Linked DNA regions of Homo sapiens: region 2 is linked to region 1. Evidence: read pairs that join two places in POLR2A ChIA-PET (ENCODE). Cell type or tissue: PC-3. All regions are shown on one strand.

What was found. ChIA-PET counts read pairs that join two places held together with the same protein. Peaks named below come from ENCODE experiments on the same cell type or tissue, not always from the same donor. Only the 100,000 strongest peaks of a DNase experiment are listed, where the experiment ranks them.
Region 2: POLR2A ChIA-PET joins it to region 1 with 23 read pairs; 2 of 35 experiments call an interaction of 5 or more read pairs at or near these places.

What each region holds. Positions count from the first base shown.
Region 1 is chr4:86,719,021-86,723,020 of GRCh38, reverse strand. It overlaps PTPN13 (protein tyrosine phosphatase non-receptor type 13), which reads right to left. Exons shown (of 48, transcript NM_080683.3): 10 at 587-809. Among named protein-coding and RNA genes, the nearest start is that of PTPN13, 130 kb to the right of the region's middle. In PC-3, no CTCF peak of the experiment used is centred here; no DNase peak of the experiment used is centred here; H3K27ac peaks cover 360 bases.
Region 2 is chr4:86,511,006-86,515,005 of GRCh38, reverse strand. It overlaps a transcript of MAPK10 not described here. Among named protein-coding and RNA genes, the nearest start is that of MIR4452, 30 kb to the left of the region's middle. In PC-3, no CTCF peak of the experiment used is centred here; a DNase peak (open chromatin) is centred at 2,165; H3K4me3 peaks cover 288 bases; H3K27ac peaks cover 2,383 bases.

The DNA of each region.
Region 1 (4,000 bases):
ATCAACTAGAAGAACAGATACATAAAAATATCCACCCACAAGATACAAGATACAGACTTGGTCCTTCCTGTCTTTGGATACTGTAAATGTGAGGATATGATGTTTGGAGCTAATGGAGTCCTCTTTTAACCAGAAAGTGAATTATTACTAAAATTCTGAGAATCACAGAGCAGCAAGATGAAATGCACTTGATAACATTCTTGAACTTTGGAATTAACCTTGAACTTTCCATGTCTGATCTTCTCAATATATGGAATAATAAATTTCTTAATATGAAAAAATAATCCCCCACAATAATGAAGATAGCTAGTTAACTTTAAGGATTATGAATATACTTTTAAAGTATATAGTTAGGACACTCTAAATTCATCTAAGTTATTTTTTAGATAAAATAATGAAAATAGCTAAATGTTTATTTTAAAATCAACCAAAAAGATATTTAATCCCAGTGGAAATGAATATGGGATTTCAGTTTCATCTACAGGTAACTTTAGATGGATACCTGTAGCAATTTTTAAAAGTACTTTGCCCAAGAGTTCCCTGTGAGAGCAGGTTTAGATGTGTAGTAACCTGAGAATCAACTTACCCTCAGTTTTCTTTGAGTCATGGCTGTTTCTAGGGCAATTTCTCTTAACGGATCCCTGGTGATGTCAAGCATGGACGCTTTGATTGTGTCTCCTGGATATAGGCTCAACCGAGACTGTCTAAGGGCCATTTTGGCTTGTAGCTGCATCAGTTCTTCCTCTTGCCGTTTTAGCATGATCTCTTGATTAATTAAGTTGCCTTCAAAGGGTGTTTCATATTGTCTGCTATATAGAAAAGAGGAGACAGGTGAGGATTGGGAGGAAAACAATTGTTTTAAGGCTAATCAAGCAAATTTCATTTTAAGTAAGGTTGCAAGAGTTTAAACAAATTTTATTTTCCCATCTCAGAAGAATCTTTACATTACACAGTATGGTATGAAGAAATATATAGGCTGGGCATGGTGGCTCATGCCTGCAATCCCAGCACTTTGGGAGGTGAAGGCGGTTGGATCGCTTGAGTCCAGGAGTTCGAGACCAGCCTGGGCAACATGGTGAAACCCTGTCTCTACAAAAAAATACAACAAATTAGCTGGCCATGGTGGCACACACCTGTAGTCCTGGCTACTCAGGAGGCTGAGGTGTAGAATTGATTGAGCCTGGGGGTAAGGGGGTTGAGGCTGCAGTGAGCTGGGATGGTATTACTGCACTCCATCCTGGGTGACAGAAGAGAGGAGAGGAAAGGAGAAAAGAGGGGAAGGGGGAAGGGGGAAGGGGAGGGGGAGGGAGAGGGGGAGGGAGCGGGGGAGAGGGAGAGGGGAAGGGAAGGAAATACATATATGATCTTTGTCCCCAGTTCCTGACAAAGAGCTCCTAAAACCCTTGAAGTCTCTTGGGTGTTAGGAGCCTCTTGTTCTAGTAATGAAACTGATCATACTACCTATATAAAACAGAATTTGGACATTACTCCCCGTTCTCCCTATCCCCTTAAGTAGCCTTATTTTTCTTCAAGGCACCATCATTATATGGCAGTATATTATTTACTTGCTTTTTCATGGTTTATTGGCTACTTCTCATTTCCCTCAAGGGACTTTCTGTGTTGTTCACAACTCTATCTCCAGTATCTGAAAGCACCTAGTACATGGCAGGTGCTCAATGATTACCTGTAAAGTCAATAACTGAATGTAATTTTATGGCCCTCTCTCACTTAAGGGGAGGGTCAAAGATAATAATAAGACCTTGAATCTGCACATTTAAACTCAAACCTGTTATTTTCATAAAATATTACAGTCTTTTAGCTAAAATTATTTTACAGCAGAGCTACTAAAAGGTAGCAAAATAATTATCATTGTTATCTCTCCAAATATGATATCTAACCAAAACTTCTATAAAAACTGCAAAGTTTGAGACAAAAATCAAAAACAAAAACAACTCTGTTTGGAGTCAGAAACAAAGGTTACCTCAACAAGCAGAGAGGCACAGAAGCAGTGGGAATGTACTACGTATAAACTTACTTCAAAAGCTAGTACATAAAAAGGCTTAGAAATTCTCTTTGGAAACTACTTTGAATGCCCTTTTTGGTCACTGAAAGACGCTTTTGATAGCTCAGTATAAAAAAATTACTCATTCTGCTGCATCTGACTCATAATTTCCTGTTAATCTCCCCCCATCCCACTATGGTACAAATCAATAGCACTCTCTGGATCTGTTTTGCCATTTTATTCTAGCTAAAGGGAATAGAAACTTTTGTCAAGAAGCATGCAATATGTACAAATACAGCACTATTCATAGATTTTACAAATGTGTGACCTAAAGAAGAAAACAAGACTCCTGATTACGTACCAGCATGTTAGGGATATTATCAGAGTGTGTTCTGCAAGTGAATAGGAATTTGGACAGTATTTTAAGCTAATATGTATTTAAGTGGGCAGAAAAAAGATGGAACTAGTTAAAAGAAATAGAGTTTAGCAACTTAACATTAGATAATACATACATACAACTAACAATCTACTTCCTGAAATATTTTTCTTTCACCTAAACCTATATCTAACTCAGATGCTATGAATACCACATGGGCTTTTTCTCCCCATGAAGTATGAAAAAAAAGACAGTTTACCCCTTAAACATAGATTTGACAAATATGGCGGCCTTAATGTTTCCTTGAATAAAATCTGGAAACAATCAAAATTAGGATTCTCTCATAACCTTGACATTTTTGAGGTTCCTTATCAAGAAAATTAACATAAGGCTCCCAAAATGATTTAATTTCGCTTGAATATGTTTTAAAATTTAAAAATCCAAACCAAATGGGCTGTAAATCAATTGTTAACACATATCCCAGTGCTTCTTCAGGTGTTATCTCTATTTCAGTTGTTTATATTAAAAGCAAGAGTTTTCAATTGGCTAAAGTGGGCATAATAGTAACTACTCATAGGTTCCAAATTAGATGCATAGAGAAAAGTCACTTCTAAAACACATTCTCCCTCAATTCAACACTGAGCTTAGTGCAATTCAATATTGGCTTACTTTTGTTGTTCATCCCCACATGCTTTTGCTTCATTAGAAAAACAGAGTAAACAGACAACCTACAAAATGGGATAAAATATTTGCAAACTATGCATCTGACAAAGGTCTAATACCCAGCATCTACAGGGAACTTAAATTTACAAAAGAAAAACAAACAACTCTATTAAAAAGTGGGCAAAGCACATGAAAGACACCCTTAAAAGAAGATATACATGCAGCCTACAAGCATTGAAAAAAGCTTCATATCACTGATCATTACAGAAATGCAAATCAGAACCACAATGAGATACCATCTCACAACAGTCAGAATGGCTATTATTAAAAAGTAAAAAAATTACAGATGCTGACGAGGTTGCAGAGAAAAGGGAACACTTACACACTGTTGGGAGAGCAAATTAGTTCAATCATTGTGGAAAACGATATGGAGATTCCTCAAAGAGCTAAAAGCAGAACTACCATTAGACCCAGCAATCCCATTACTGGGTATATACCCATAGGAATATAAATCACTCTACCGTAAAGACACATACACACGAATGTTCACGGCAGCACTATTTACAATAGCAAAGAATGGAATCAACCTAAATGTTCAGAATGACAGATTGTATAAAGAAAATGTGGTACATATACACAATGGAATACTATACAGCCATAAAAAAGAATGAGATCATGTCTTTTGTGGGAACATGGATAGAGGTGGAGGCTATTATCCTTAGCAAACTAATGCAGGAACAGAAAACCAAATACCACATGTTCTCACTTGTAAGTGGGAGCTAAATGATAAGAACTTCTGAACACAAAGAAGGAAACAACTGATACTGGGGTCTACTTGAGTGGGGAGAGTGGGAGGAAGGAGAGGAACAAAAAAGATAACTGTTGTGTACTGGGCTTAATACCTGCTTGACAAAATAGTATGTATACAAACCCCTGTCACGTGTTTATATAACAAACCT
Region 2 (4,000 bases), 210 kb after region 1:
TGTGAGGTGGGGGTGAGGAATAAAAGACTACACATTGGGCACAGTGTACACTGCTCAGGTGATGGGTGCACCAAAATCTCAGAAATCACACCTAAAGAACTTATCCAAGTAACCAAGCACTACCTGTTCCCCCAAAACTATTGAAATAATAATCACTTTCAAAAATAGAAGTAAACCCCACACACATTGATTATTTTACACTTAGTATGAATTACACAAATAATACATGAACAATGCTTCTTTCCCCAGATTGAAACTTCACAGAAATGATGAAACTTTTCTTTGACTAGCACCACAGCCATAATCTCTTACTTCCTCCTAGCAGTAATCATAGTTGTAGGTTTGTGGATGCTTCTGAATATTATTTAAGCTGTAATATACATGTAAATGTACACATAGAAAATTGATTGTTACTTCTTGTAAACTTGAGTAGAGGTGTATTATGTATGAGAGTGTTTTAAGTACACTATTGTCTACTTAAAAAACCAATAGAGGGGACTCTCTAAAAGAAAACATTTATTTAGGAATGGGGCTTTGCAATGGAAATATACATACCATAGTAAACTATGTATATATTCAGAGAGGTAAAGGAAGACAAAGATTTTTAAAGGAAAAATGACAATTGTATAATTGTTTTGTGATAATTAGTTTTGGCTACAAGGATCAATACAAAGGGTGGTGCCAATCTGAGGTTGGAAGGGCAGTTGCTGGGCAGATGTTCTTACAAAAGTATTTTTTGTGTGTAGGGTTGTGATAACCTTTCTGCAAATTTGTGGGTTTTTTTCAGAGCCTTTTGTGATAGTTCTTGTTATGAGGGCTTAGTGCGTGAGAATTCTGTCTTCATGGCTTTCCCCAAGTCTATTTTTTTAGTTTTTAACACTAGTGACTCCATTTTGATTCTGACAACTTTCACATTTCCCCCTTTGGATCAGGATCTTTCTCCAAAGCGTCACTGATGAATCATCCTGTAGTTAGGGTTTGATTGTCCTTCAGTCCTGGGATAGACCAGTCCTGGTTTGGTCTGGTCTTCCCATGTTTGAGGGAAGTGGTTGGCAAGTAGGAGTCAGTATCAGAACATTTTTAGCCACATTTGAGCAACAAGGGAGCTTAGGAGGGAGTGGCTTTCAGGCTAAGGCTACCTGGAATCCATTGTTAAGTTAATTTTGTCAGTTCCATAGGTCTTTGTTATCATCTCAAAGTGCGTGGCCAGTATTATTCTATCAGGAGTCATACTTCTCCAAAAACTTAACAAGCAATAGGTATAAGGTTTTAAAAAGGGAAAATGCAAAGTAAATTAATAAGCTTAGTTTGTATAAAAGTTTTGAGTCATGGACTAGGCTTAAAGGCTACTACTTGAATAAATCAAGTAGTAGGATTGTGGGAAATCCTACTGTGGGAAATTAAGTAAGACTTGTAACCATGTGGCCTGTTTTCTCCTTTTGTGTTTATGGATCTCAACTTTCCCAGAGGAATATACCCAGGTACAGCATGTAGTATTAGCAATAGCTACAGACATCTCCTTATTAGCCAATAGTTAATATTGAGCAATTTTGTCATCTAATATCTTATGACTGGATTTAATGAAAGCAGAGAGTGATCAATCATTGTACTGGGGATGATGCCAAAGTCATCTACTAGGTGGACTAAAGGATCTCCTTGCTTGGGTGTGGTGGTTCATGCCTATATTCCTAACTCTTTGGGATCCCAAGGCAGGAGGATCACTTGAGGTCAGGAGTTCAAGACCAGCCTGGGCAATATAGTGAGATCCTGTCTCTACAAAAAGTAAAAAAATAAATTGAGCATAGTGGTATGTGCCTGTAGTTCTAGCTACTTGGGAGGCTGAGATGGGAGGACTGCTTAAGCACAGGAATTTGAGGCTGAAGGGAGCTATGATTGCATCACAGATTAGGACCCATCTCTAAAAAAAAAGAAAAGAAAAGAAAAAAAGGATGTTCTAGGATAGGTTCTGTCAAGTTACCAGCAGAAGGTTCTGATTGTTAACTTTTAATGTCACCATTATCTTGCCAAGTGAAAAAGGTGGGCATTAAGAGAGGTAAGAGTCTCATTATGATATGGAGGGTTGTTCTGAGGTCTTGGGAAAAGCTGTCTGAGGAATGAAGACATTAACTTCTTATCCTGGTTTGCAGTTTCAATGTCCCTGGCTATGGCATCAGGTGGTTTGTTTAACTTTCTGTGTGACACATCCATCAGTCATGAAACTTATCCCTTAAAATTCATCTAGTTTTAGTTTTCAGGGCTTCAGAACAAAAGAGGTCTCATTTTTAGTAATTCCATGGGAGAAAGTTGAATTGGAGGACTCTAGAAGAATTCAGGATATAGTCTAGTCTGTAGGTAGATAGCAAGGACTCAAAAACAATGCACAAGGCTACAGTCTAATAACACATATATTATAGCTTTTCTTTAGAAACATAAGTTTTTATCTCTATATTGATCACATGAAAATCTCAGATTTAAAACCTTTTGAGGCTAGGAAGTCAAACCAAGGTAGATTTTAGGTTTTACCTACCATCTTAAGGTTTTTGGGGCCTGCCAGGAAGTGACAATATTTACTCACTCACTATAAGGCTGGAAACCCTTGAAACCAGGCATTCTATGCACGTTCTCAAATATGATATTCCAGTCAATGCCTTGGTAATATAGCCAATGCTTCCAATTGTATTCTGTTATAAAGAGAAAGTAGATTTTTACTGAACTTATCCAAATAACCATACAGCCATAAGAATACTCATGAAGAGTTTCCAAATTTTGGAGGGATCAAGTAAGAAGAAAAAGTAAATATTTCCACCTTTGTTCTCAAAAGTATGCTTTACCGTATTGCTTTAAACTATAGATAGCTTAAGAAAAAAGTTACCTTAAATTTGGAAAACAAAACACTTAGGAGTCAAAAATCTTTCAAATTAAAGTCATAAAAACATTATCTTCAGCAGTTACTTAATGTCATGTAATTTTTGTTCTGCTTGATCTTGATGAGTAGTTTCATGAATTCAGCAGTTTCTTCATTAGAATTCTAAAAAAATTAATTAATCAACTTTAGTTATTAAAATCTGTATTTTAATTCTTCTTCTTTTTCCTTCCTCCTCATTCTTCTCCTTTCTTCCTTCTTTCCTTCCTTGTTCCCTCCCTCCTTTCCTTCATTCCTGCTCCTTCCTTCCTTCTTTCCTTCCTTCCTTGTTTCCTTCCTTCCTTCCTTTTCTTCTTCTCCTTCTCCTTCTTTCTCTTCCTCTCTCCCCTCCCCCTTTCCCTCTCGCTCCCCCTCCTGCTCCCGCTCCTCCTCCTCCTCCTCCTTCTTCTTCTTCCTGTTCTTCTTCTTCTTCCTCTTCCTCCTCCTCCTCCTTCTGTATTCTTCTTCCTTCTTCTTTCCTCTTCCTCCTTCTGTATTCTTCTTCCTTCTTCTTTCCTCCTTGTTTTTTCTTTTTTGAAGACAAGATCTGGTTCTATCGCCCAGGCTGGAGAGCAGAGTGGTGCGATCATGGCTCACTGCAACCTCACCTCCTGTGCTCAAGCCATCCTCCCACCTCTGCCTCCTGAGTAGCTGGGATTACAGGAATGTGCCACCACACCCAGCTGATTTTTTATTTTATTTTATTTTTAGTAGAGACAAGGTCTCCCTACATTGCACAGGCTGGTCTCGAACTCCTGAGCTCATGCAATCCACTCACCTTGGCCTCCCAAAATGTCTCCTTACATTGCCCAGGCTGGTCTCGAACTCCTGAGCTCATGTAATCCACTCACCTTGGCCTCCCAAAATGTTGGGATTACAGGCATGAGCCACCACACCCAGCCGAAACCTGTTTTTAAAATAAAAAAAAATTGATGTATAATAGTTGTCACATTTTTGGGGTACATGTGGTATTTTGATACCTGTATACAATGTGTAATGATCAAATCAGGGTACCTGGGATATCCATCACCTCAAACATTCATCTTTTGTTTGTGTTGGAAATAGTACAAATTTTCTTTTCTAGCTATTTTGAAATAC